Linked DNA regions of Homo sapiens: region 2 is linked to region 1. Evidence: chromatin loops called from intact Hi-C (ENCODE). Cell type or tissue: natural killer cell. All regions are shown on one strand. Links, peaks and the distances in the headings refer to the core of each region. The heading gives the core; the rest is flanking DNA.

The links. A loop is a pair of places that touch in the nucleus more often than their neighbours do. Peaks named below come from ENCODE experiments on the same cell type or tissue, not always from the same donor. Only the 100,000 strongest peaks of a DNase experiment are listed, where the experiment ranks them.
Region 2: it touches region 1 in a loop (22-fold over the local background); 12 of 110 quality-filtered maps call a loop at or near these places.

Annotation. Positions count from the first base shown.
Region 1 is chr17:51,582,402-51,588,739 of GRCh38, reverse strand. No RefSeq gene overlaps it. Among named protein-coding and RNA genes, the nearest start is that of LINC02073, 150 kb to the right of the region's middle. In natural killer cell, for the core only: no CTCF peak of the experiment used is centred there; no DNase peak of the experiment used is centred there.
Region 2 is chr17:51,731,763-51,738,100 of GRCh38, reverse strand. The region is part of intron 4 of CA10 (carbonic anhydrase 10); the gene reads left to right. Among named protein-coding and RNA genes, the nearest start is that of LINC02073, 300 kb to the right of the region's middle. In natural killer cell, for the core only: no CTCF peak of the experiment used is centred there; a DNase peak (open chromatin) is centred at 3,430.

The DNA.
Region 1 (6,338 bases), core at 2,777-5,276:
GCTTGCAATGGTTCAACTTTGATTCTTTGACATTACAGTGATGTGAATGCAATATGCATTCAGTAGAAATCGTACTTAGAGTACCCAAACAACCACTCTGCTTTTCCCTTTCAGTATTCAACAGATTACATAAGATATTCAACACTTTATTATAAAATAAACTTGTATTTTATTATTTTGTTCTACTATAGGCTAATGTAAGTGTTCTGGGTACATTTAAGGTAGGCTAGGCTAAGCTATGATGATCAGTAGGTTAGGTGTATTAACTGCATTTTTTACTTAAGATATTTTGACTTGCAATAGTCTTATTAGGTTGTAATCCCATTGTAAGTCAAGGAGTATCTGTATTTATTCAGCTAATATTTATTGCACACCTATTAAGTATCACACACTGTTTATCTAGGCACTGGGAATATACTAGCAAATAAAACAAAACAAGGTTCTGCCCAAGACGGAAGACAGAATCAACAATTTTAAAAGCCAGATAATTTTTATGGAGTGACAAGTGCTCCTTGGAAAAATAAAGCAAGATGGTACAAAGGAGAGAGCTACCTTGGTAATAAAGATCTCTCTGGCAAGGTGATGTTTGCACTGAATGACAAAGGATTAAGCAAATGAAAATCTGGGAATAGTGTTCTAAACGGAAGGAAAGATAAGTTTAAAGACAATATGGAATGAGCCAGTTTGGTGTTCAAAGAAGAGGAAACCAAGTGTGGTTAAAGGAGAAGGAGCGAGAGGAAGATTACAAGGAGAAGAGGTCAGAAAAGTGATTGGAAGAGGACAGATAGGGTCAAGTCTATTAGGCCAGAGAAAGGAGTTTGAATTTTATTCCATACTTGGAAATTATTTGAGACGTTAAGCATGGAAGTGAAATAATCTGACTTACATTTTCATTATCAAGTTTTAAAATCTTCAATATAATGGAAGTCAGTCTCTAAAATAGGTGTCCTTAGAGGAAAAGCCCAATGCCAGTAAGCAGCAGAGCTTCCCCTACAGTGAGTCTAAAACAGTAGCTTAGAGAATATGTGAATATGTGCATGTAACCCAGATAAGTCCTAGGGCCCACGTGACTCAGTGTCAGTATCATTCATGCATTCATTTACTTATTCATTCAACAAATATTTATTGAAAACTAAGTGCTGGACATAGAGCATTAAATAAAACAAAATGTGTCTCCTGATGGATTTTCCATTTTAAGAGGGAAATAACCAATAGCAAACACACAAATATTTAAAGATTAGTACTATGAAGAAATATAAAATAATGTAAGGTGCTAAAGAACACCTGGAAATAATATTTTTGATTTTCCTCTTTTTAGAGGGAAAGTCCCTTTAAGGAATGGCGATTTGAGCATAGAACTAAATAAGCCATGCGGCTATCCAGGGACAGAACATTCCAAGCAAGGAATAAGCAATCACAGAAGTTCTGAGGCAGAGGCATGTTTGCTGTGTCCAACAAACAGCAGAGGCCAGGCAGGCTCTGCCATTGCAACAAAAGCAAAAAATGAAAAATGGCATCTAATCAAACTAAAGAGCTTCTGCACAGCAGAAGAAACTATACACAGTGTAAACAAACTACAGAATGGGGAAAAAAATTTTACAGACTATGAATCTGACAAACGTCTAACATCTAGCATCTATAAGAAACTTAAACAAATTTACAAGAAAAAACTAACCACCCTATCAAAAAATGGGCAAATGACATGAACAGACACTTCTCAAAAGAAGACATACATGTGGCCAACAAGCATATGAATGGGTCATCCATGTGGATTTTGAAAACACCAAGAATGATGGCAGGACTAGGGATGGAAAGAAAGAAGCAAAAACAGTTGCTCTAATTTTCTTTCTTTTTTTTTTTTTTTTTTCCTGAGACAGAGTCTCACTCTGTCCCCCAGGCTGGAGTGCAGTGGCGCGATCTCAGCTCACTGCAAGCTCCACCTCCTGGGTTCACGCCATTCTCCTGCTCAACATCACTCCTTATTAGAGAAATGCAAATCAAAACCACAATGAGATAACATCTCACACCAGTTAGAATGGATATTACTAAAAAGTCAAAAAACAACAGACGCTGGTGAGGTTGTAGAGAAAAAGGAATACTTAGACACTGTTGGTGGGAGTGTAAATTAGTTCAACCATTGTGAAAAACAGTGTGGCAATTCCTCAAAGACCTAATGACAGAAATATCATTTAACCCAGTAATCCTACTACTGGGTATATACCCAAAGGAATATAAGTCATTCTATTATAAAGACACATGCATGTATAAGTTCATAGTTCATTGCAGCACTATTCACAATAGCAAAGTGATGGAATCAACCTAAATGCCTATCAATGATAGACTAGATAAAGAAAATCTGGTACATATACACCATGGAATACTATGCATCCATAAAAAAGAATGAGATCATGTCGTTTGCAGGGACATGGATGAAACTAGAGACCATTATCTTTGGCAAACTTACACAGGAACAGACAACCAAATATCACATGTTCTTACTTATAAGTAGGAACTAAATGAGAACACGTAGACACCAAGGGGAACGACACACACTGGGGCCTATCAGACGGTGGAGGGTGAAGGGGTGAGAGGATCAGGAAAAATAACTAATGGATATTAGGCTTAATGCCTGGGTGATGAAATAAGTCTGTACAACAAACCCCCATGATACACATTTACATGTGTAACAAACCTGCACATCCTGCTTATGTACCCCTGAAATTAAAAGTTTTTTAAAAAGAATTATTAACTAGTGAAAGGTAGTTTTGTGCTAACAGAATTTAAAGAACACTCTAAGGAAGACAGAAATAGTAAAAGTAGGGAGTAGTGACTGGCCATGGTGCTACAGTCCAATGCTGGCAAGCTGGAAGGTACCCAGTGGGAGGCTGGCAGAACAAGCTGGAAGGTGGGCACTACTGAGTCTTCTGCAAGCTGCTGAGAGCCACACGATCAGAGGAAGAAAAGCATCCTAGAACCTAAAGAAACACCCTCTTCCTCCTCCTGCTATGCCTTGCAGTATCCCTCCAGTGCCCTCTACCGACAAAGGCTAACATTCCGCCACCTGGCATTGAAATGTTTCCAGGGTCCAGCTCTACTATCACAAAGCAGAGCAAAGAACGGTGCATTTGGAGCTAAAAGTCATAAATTGGTAACTAGTATAATAACACTGTAAATTATTTAGCTCTAGAATGAGTTTTTAAATCCTTTAAATTAAGTCTTGAACAAAGCCTCCACCTTCTTCTTATTCAAAAGCACCTTGGCTATTCCTGGCCTTTTGCAGTTCCAAATGAACACTGGAACCAGCTTGTCAATTTGAAAAGAACAAAGTTTTAACTTGTATTGAGACTGCATTGCTTATATAATCAATTTGGGGAGTGTTGACTTTTCACAATCTTGAGTTTTTCCTTGCATGAACATATTAAATCTATTTGTTTTTACATTTTTTTCTTAATTTTTTTCATCTTCTAGGTACAAGTTTTGTCAAAGTCTTTTAGATTTATTTCTAGGTGTTTGGTATTTTTGTTTTGTGGTCATGAATTTCAGGTCAGTCATTACAGTTACAATTTTTCTTCAGCTACATTCAGCTTCTTGAGTGCAGATACAGTGTAGGAGGAGAGAGTTAACCTGGGATAGTGTTTGTCTTACTGAGTAAGACAGGGGGAAATAGGAGCAAGAGAGTTGCTCCATAACAAAAGCTTTATGCAAAGGGCTACAAATATGGGCCTCGAAATTTAAGTTGGGTAACAGGGAAAGTGGGGGCATGAGAAAGATAATGGACAATGGAAAGTGTTGAGATTAGTGGATTGAAGGTCTGAGTGGAGTCAAAGAGTTATTAGGGTGAGGTATGTGAGGGAGTTAACTGCAATGATGTGAGATGGTAGTCTAAGTACAATACTTGAAACTGTAATGACAAGGTCTCAGTGCAGCACTGTTCTATGGAGCTTTCTACAGTGATGGAAATATTCTATATCTATGCTGTTCAATATGGTAGCCACTAACCACACATGGCAATTGGTCACTCGTAATGTGGCTGGTGCTACTGAAGGACTAATCTTTATTGTATTTTATTAATTTCAAATTTAGAAAGCTGTATGTGGGTAGTTACTGTTGTATTGAGCAGCTCAGGTCTAGTGTATGACCATGACAATGTCTGACTGAGTGTGGTGAAGGACACAATCATTGGAATTGAGGTAGCCAAGGAACTGAGAAGCCAGGACATTGGATGGGTGATCCATGTGGATTTTGAAAATACCAAGAATGACGGTAGGACTAGGTATGGAAAGAAAGAAGCAAAAACAGTTGCTCTTTTTTATTTTTATTTTTATTTTTTGAGATGGAGTCTTGCTCTTTCACCCAGGCTGGAGCGCAGTGGCGCGATCTCAGCTCACTGCAGCCTCCGCCTCTCAGGTTCACACCATTCTCCTGCCTCAGCCCCCTGAGTAGCTGGGACTACAGGCACCCACCACCATGCCTGGCTAATATTTTTGTATTTTTAGTAGAGACGGGGTTTCACCATGTTAGCCAGGATGGTCTCAATCTCCTGACCTTGTGATCCGCCCGCCTCGACCTCCCAAAGTGCTGGGATTACAGGCGTGAGCCACCGCGCCCGGCCAGTTGGTCTAATTTTCAATGGATAAGTTTAACCATCAGAACTGAAGAAGACTGCAACAATGACGGGCAGTGGATGGTATGGTCTGAAGGAGCTGGGTTCTTTAAGGATGCAGAAGAAACAATGGTCTGGAAGTCAGCATGAGGAACAGACAGTACCTTCAGGACCAGTAGTTGGCAGGAAGTGGGGGAAGGAAAAGCCACATGAGAGGATATAGGGGAATCAGTGGCTTCAGGGGAGAGTCAGTTTTCATATAGAGCAAGAAAAAGAAGTAATGTTACAAAGAGAGTTTGAGAATGCTGGGAATTTTGCTATTAACAGACCAATGAGTTCCAAAGGGCAGAGTGGAAAGGTCTGAGAAGTTAAAGGGGTGATATATTGGGTCAAACTGGGGGATGTACAGACCCTTAAGTAGATGACAGTCCAGGTGAAAATGGGTCAAATGAGAAGCTTGAAAGTCTTGGTAAGTGGGGTAACACACATAAGGGTATGATGCAACTGGTCCTTGTGGTCACTTAGGGCAGTGGCTTTCAATCACTTCTGACTGAAATTCAGCAAAAGAAATACCTCATAGCAACACTAAGTACAGACATCATGTAAAACAACGTGGAGATTCCTCAAAAAAATTAAAATAGGCCAGGCATGGTGGCTCACACCTGTAATCCCATCACTTTGGGAGGCTGAGGCGGGCAGATCACAAGGTCAGGAGTTCGAGACCAGCCTAGCCAATATGGCAAAACTCCATCTCTACTAAAAATACAAAAATTAGCTGGACATGGTGGCAGGCGCCTGTAGTCCCAGCTTCTTGGGAGGCTGAGGCAGGAGAATTGCTTGAACCCAGGAGGCGGAGGTTGCAGTGAGCCAAGATGGTGCCACTGCACTCCAGCCTGGGCAACAGAGTGAGACTCTGTCTCAAAAAAAAAAAAAAAAAAAATCAAAATAGAACTACCATATGATCCAGCAATCCCTCTTCTAGGTATGTATGCAAAAGAAATAAAATCTGTATGTCAAAGAAATAACTGAACTCCCATGTTCAATGTAGTGTTATTCACTAACCCACCATGAAATCAACCTGAGTGCCCATCAATGGATTTTTTTTAAATGTGGCATATATACACAATGGAATACTGTTCAGCCTTAAAAAAAAAAATAAGGAAATCCTCTTATTTTCAAAAACATGGATAAACTTGGAGGCCATTATGCTAAGTAAAATAAGCCAAGCACAGAAAGACAATTACTACATGATCTCACTTATATGTGGAATCTGAAAAAGTCCAACTCGAAATCAGAAAGTAGAATGGTGGTTACCAGAGACTGAGAGTGAGGGGTTTGTGGGAAATGTTGATCAAAATATACCAAATTTCAGTTACACAGAAGGAATAAGTTCAAGAGATCTATTGTACAACCTACTGACTATAGTTAATAACAATATATTGTATACTTGAAAATTGCTTGGGGAGTAGATTCTAAATGTTCTCACCACAAAGGAAATGTTAAGTATGTAAGGTAATAGATATATTAATTAGCTTAATTTAGCTATTTCATAGCTAAGTTATACATTAGACATGATATGTATACCCCCACCCACCCACCCACCCACACACACACATATATATAGGTTTGAGGTTTGAGGGAGTTCCTTTGTCTGTCTGCCAAGTGAAGACTCAGCAACACGGCAGTATCTATGAAGCAGAGAGCTTTCACCAGACACTGAATCTGCCAGTGCCCT
Region 2 (6,338 bases), core at 1,887-4,386, 150 kb before region 1:
CATTAATTTTTTGCATCATTTCTGGTGGAAGCCTTAGATTTATGGTTGCCCCAAATGAATTATGCCACTTAGTTGCCTGTGCCATGCTCATATTCAGAATTGGTTGGAAAGGGCAGAATTCTGGGCAGTAAATATTTAGCCGAAGCAGCCTAGGATATAGTAAGTGAAGGTGATTATCCATTCCCAAATACCAGCCACAGTCAGCCTCTATAAATCTATCCCCATCTCTGCAGTAAAAGGGCAACAGTAGGGTTACTGTCATGATTATTCATTGGATCTGCTGGTGAGAGGCACACTCCAAGAGCAATGGTTGGCTTGGCCTGGAAGGGGGGCTGTAGGGAAGCAGGGACAAACACACTAAGGGAAGGACAATGGCCTAAGAGTTGGACACTTGGGCCACCAGACAGAAGGCAACATTTTGACTTAGAAGATCTGACTTCAGCACTCCTCTCTGCCACTTATTGGCTGTGTGATCTTGGAAAAGGCAGAATTCAGTAAACTGCTTTGGCTTTTTGAGTCTCTTAAACTGGGAGATGGAGCTAATTGTGCTGGTTCTATATATATATTATAGGGTAATTGTGCAATGCAAAGAAAACTCTTCTGTGATAGGGCTTTTTAAGCCATAAAGTGCTGTACAAGTCAGTTAGTTATTGGCTAGCCAATAACTAAGTTCTAAGGTTCACCTTAGAACTCATCTAGCCCAAACTGAAGATAAGATACATTAGCATAACCACGGTGAACTAAAATGACTTCTACCATCAGCTGTAATTTATTGAGCATGTACTGTGTCTCAGGCATTGTGCTTAGGGCCTTATCACACCCAGTCCTCACAATAAGCTTTTGAGCTAGCACTTATTAGCACCATTTTATATTCAAGGAACAGAAACCTCGAGAGGTTAAAGAACCTGCTTTCAGTTGCATGGTTGGTCCAGGGAAGAGAACCCAGGTCTCTGACTCCAGCTATGCACTGAGTGACCTTAGACAGTCACCTTACCTCTCTGGCTCTGCCACTAAGTAGCTGCTTGATCCTGGGTAAGTCCATTCTTCTAATCATAAGTGCCTGATTGTGTTACCTGAGATGATCTTCCAGTTCCTCTCAATTCTGCATCAGCCTTAAGAACAGTCTGCACTGTTTCTAGCTGTAAAGTGAGACAGGAGCCTATTTCTCCAAGTAGTACAGCAGCGGTGTGAAATATGACACAGCATCATTCTGTGTTCCTGCGGAGGACCTTCATTCCTTCATTCACCTTCTCCTCCCAGATGGACAGCTACTGGGAAGTTACAGTTCCCAGATGGAAGCTACTGTACATGCAGATGTACAGTTACATTTTTTCTCTCTTCTTTATAACAAGCAAGGCATTTTATGTGTGTAAATTTGTGTATAAACACATCTGTTTGCCTCTGCAAAGCACAAGAAACCATATTCCTTAGTCTCAGAGGTAGCTTGGGTGAATTCGTCATCTTGCTTTGGATCTATTTGCTGAGCTAGAAATTTCTGGACTCAGCCTTGGAAATGAATCCTGCAGGAGCTATTTGGCAAAATGAGCTTAGCCAGGAGGTTTTAAATCACACTCCCAGCCAGGAAAAAGGGGAAGGCCCAGGGGCCACCAGATATCTGCATCAGGACTTAGCATCCTGGCACCAGTTTTTCAAATCAAGTAATTGTGTCTGCTTTGGGAAAGACTAATTGTGTGTGGACTCAAATGGTCATCCCGGAACAGCTGCTGTTTCTGTAAAGTCCTCTGTGGGGGTCAAGCATTTTCTACCTGTTGCAGCTGCCTCTCTAGGGCTAATGTGTTCCCATGACCCAGGTTAAGGGCCATGACCTACTTGCATGAGCAGCTGTTAATTGTGGAAGTGAAAATTGATGGAATTATTCATTCCTGTGTTTGAATCCTGGCTCTATCAGCTGTGACCCTAGGCAATTTATTCAACCTCCTTGTGCCCCAATTTCCTCATTAATGGGACAAATATGAGTGATGTCCATTCTACAGGGTGGTTTCCCCCAGTTTTGTTGAGGTATGGTTTGCATACAAAAAAAATTTAAGAATTTAAACTGTACAATATGATGCTTTTTCACAAATACATAGTTGTGTAACCATGACCAAAATGGTCTAGAACGCTTCCATCAACCCAAAAAGTTTCTGTGTTCTTCTGTAGTCCTTCCCTCCTACCCTAGCCCCGGCAATCACTGATTTGCAATCACTAGAGTTTTGCCTTTCCTGGATTTCAATCCGTGGACTTATACAGTATATAGTCTTTTTTTTTTTACTTTGTTTTTTAAGTTATACAGTAGAATTAACTTTTTTATTTTGGCATAAAGTTCTCTGAAGTTTAACAGGTATATAGATTTGGATGACCATCAGCACAATCAGGAGACAGAACAGTTTCACTTTGCAGAGTAGTTTTATGGATTAAGGGGATCAATGTATAAAAAGTGCTCAGAATAGTTGTTTGCACAGAATGAGTGCTCAAAAATGGTTGTTTTTATTAGCAATGACATGCTTCTTCAAGCTGCATCATCTGTGGTTCACATTTTTTTCCAAATAATTTCAACTTTTATTTTAGATTCGGGGTGGGGGGTACATGTTCGTGTTTGTTGCTTGGGTATATCTCGCGATGCTGAGGTTTGGGATACAGATGATCCCATCACCCAGGTACTGAGCATAGTACCCATCAGTCAGTTCTTCAACGCTTGCTTCCCTCTCTCCCTGCCCCTCCAGTAGTCCTCAGTGTCTGTCGGTGCCATTGAGTACCCAACGTTTAGCTCCCACTTATGAGTGAGAACAGGCAGTATTTGATTTTCTGTTCCTACATTAATTCACTTAGGATAATGGCCTCCAGCTGCATCCATGTTACTGCAAAAGACATGATTCTGTTCTTTTTTATGGCTGTGTAATATTCCACATTGCATATATACAGGGTCAGCATTTCTATCCTCCATCCATATCTAACAAGAATCCAGAGTAGCACCCATGCAGAAGGTGAAATTCTTAAAAATTACATGAGCAGTTGTGAGTTGGTTCCTGAAACCCTTATTCTAAGAAGATGGGTTAAGGGCCCTTCTAATGCTGTTTTCTTATCAGTGTCAAGGCATCCTGCTGTAAGGCTGCCAGGAGAAAAAGCCTCCTCCTTCTTTCCCTTTTGCCTTCCGCCATGGGATGACACAGCATTCCTCCCCTCCAGAGGATGCAGCCTCCACCAGAGAACTGAGCCTGCTGGTGTGTTGATCTTGGACTCCCCATCCTCCAGAACGGTGAAAAATAAATTTCTGCTCTTTATAAATTACCCCATCTCAGATATTCTGATGAATGGACTAAGACATTCACTCAGGCCTGCAGAAGACAGTCAAGCCCCTACTAACCACACTTAATTGTGGAGAAAACCCATCAGCCTGAGGTCCTGCAAGGAATCGCCCTCCCATTCCTGGCCTCCAGGTGGTGCCCTTCCCTGCCCCCAGATGGCAGTTTATTATTGCAAAGAAGACCCGCAAATAGAATATTCCTCATTCCTTGTGAGTTTGAAGCAAAGCCCTGAGCTGTCTAAATAGGATGATCACCTGCCCTGCCTTGCCCGAACAGTCCAGTCTGACACCAGTTAAGTCCTGGTATAACTGTAATATTATAGTACATCCTTTCACCTTCAAAAGTCCTCCAGTTTGCACAATGAATCATATGCTCACCCTACGACTAGGTGACCTTTGGCAAGCCACTTAATCTCTCTAGATCTCTTTTCCTTCATCCAGAAATGAAAGGACTAGAGTAGCTCTTCCAGCACCAAGAGGCCTATGGAAGTAAAATCTTCTTGCACAAGTTTGCCATCACGTATAAACCATTGATTAAGGAGTCATGATGCTATCTTGAGAGTCAGAAACATTGATGTGTAATAAATTATTTGTGTTACATTGGAACCCCCCCCCCCCAACCAAAGATTGAGTACACACTTTGTAACCATCCTCATACCTCCTTTAAGGTAAAATCTTGGGAAATTAAGACATTTGATGAAAAAGTAAAGCTCAGATTGTTCTGCTCACTTGGATCTGCGACCTTTTCTTGTCGCAATATTGAACCTCCTGCTCCTGCCACTACCATACTAGTAGCTTTCACACACACAAACCCCATCACACCTCAGTCATTTTGCACCTCCCAGGTAAAACGCCCCTGTGATTAATAAGGTATTTTACTAGAAACTCTAGGTTCCCCTTGAACCATTTTGCTTTGTAGAATTAATTACAAGTTAAATGATTTCTTTGCATTGAACACCCCTAGGAAGCAACCCCAGGAATTTATCAGCATCATCTACTTAGGTTTTGTTTCAATTCTGGTCTTTAGAGAGCCGAAACAGTAAGAAGATTCTGTCACCTCCAACTCCTCCGTGAATCCTATTGGTGTCGGCATTTAGCCTCCTTTGCCATCAAACAAAAGAGAGAATGTTTCTGCTCCAAAAAGCAGTTGCAAGCTTTGCTTTTAAAACCTCAGGGGCATCCAAACACTCAATCCTACAAAGCTCTAGTGCCGCTTCTGGAGTATTCATTTAGCTTGATTTACATTATTTTAATTTTCTTAGGGGTGTCTTTACTAGCTGGAGGGTGATATTTCCCCCTTAATTAAAGAACAAGTTGATTCCAAAGCACTCAAAACAAGCCCCTTTCAAATCCTGTCTCGCTTGTCACTTTCTCCTGCTGTTCCCTGTCTTCTGAGTGCTTTTCAGCTTCCCAGCCTCCCTGCCTTCTCAAACTGGAAACGAGACGGAACAACAGTGAGGCGAAGCGTGGCTTTCAATGGAGCCAGCCAGCCCTTGGCTTTAATTCATCTAATTCCCTGGAGCGTGTGGCAATTTGGGGAGGACCAGGTAGTGTTATTGCTATCTCATAGAAAAGCTATATTAAGTTAGTAAAATTCAACAAAAATTCATATAACTAAGCCAGGAACTGTGCTACCTTAGGGCTGCACCCAAGAACAAATCCTGCCACTGTCCTCTGGGGGCTCTAGTTCCTGACGGCATCTTAGGTAAAGTGCTTTGGGGGGCAAGTAACAGAAACGCACTCAAATGGGGTTAAACTAAAAGGGGGATTTACTAGAATACCTTTGGGATATGTCATAGAACTCAAGGGTAACTGGACAAATGAAGGAACTGGAAGCCAAAACTGAAACAAGGTTATAAGCCAGGGACTCACTCCTACTCCATTGCCCATCTCTGCATGACGGCCTTATTCTCAATTCTCCCCATGAGCTGTCTTTTTTTTATTTTTTATTTTCTGTGTATATAGAGGGCAGAAATGGTCCCACTTCAGCTCCCAAGTTTATGTTCCTTTGGCGCAAGACCTTCTTGTACTGACTAGCTGTCTGGCTCTTTATCCCAATTCCACATTCTCCAAAGAAGAAATTTGGTTTTCCCCGAGAGGATCTGATGTCCTCTCTGACCCAATCAGCTATCCATGTGGGATGAGGTAGATAAATAGGTCTTGGTTACCTGCCTGTATGGTGGGGAGAACAGTTATCTGGTGAAGGCAGACACTGTCGGTTATGCAGACACCCTAAAAGATGTCTGCCACAGTGGGAAGATAGACAGTTCTATTCAGATCAGCCTGACAAAATTCACAAGCTCAAGTGCTGTTGACACATCCGACTCAAATTAGGGGGATGGAGAAGGCTTTCTGACATAAGCCGGATCTTGAAAGAGAAGCATGAACATAACTGAAATAGGATAAAAGCATCCCAGACAAACAGGAGTGTCACCCATTAATAGAAAGAATAACTATAAGCAATCCATAATGTACACTCAAAGAATTTAGCATCTTGTAATTGAGTGTCACAACAGTCTTCCTCATCACAGGGACTCAGTGGCACATCACAGCCATGTGACTCATCTTCCTGGCTGCTAACATTGTTCTCCCTCTCCTTCGTTTCTGCCAGTCAATGTAAAAATCACAGGGTGGGCTCAGATGAGTTGCTCAGGCGTTAACATTAGCTTCAAGCAAGCACATTTGAATGACAGCTCTACCACCTACTGTGTGCCTTCTGATAAGTTATCTAGGCTCTTCCTGAGTGAGAAGAATGGTAATAATAATAATAATGATGTCAACCTCAAAGGGCTGTTGTTGGGATAAAATGAGTTAGTATGAGATAACCTTAGCACTGGATCTGGCACAGAGTGCTAGCACTTTGGGAGGCTGAGGCAGGCAAATCACTTGAGGCCAGGAGTTCGAGACCAGCCTGGCCAACATGTTGAAACCCTGTCTCTACTAAAAATACAATTAGCCCGGTGTGGTGGTGGGTGTCTGTAATCCCAGCTACTCGGGAGGCTGAGGCACAAGAATTGCTTGAATCCAGGAGGTG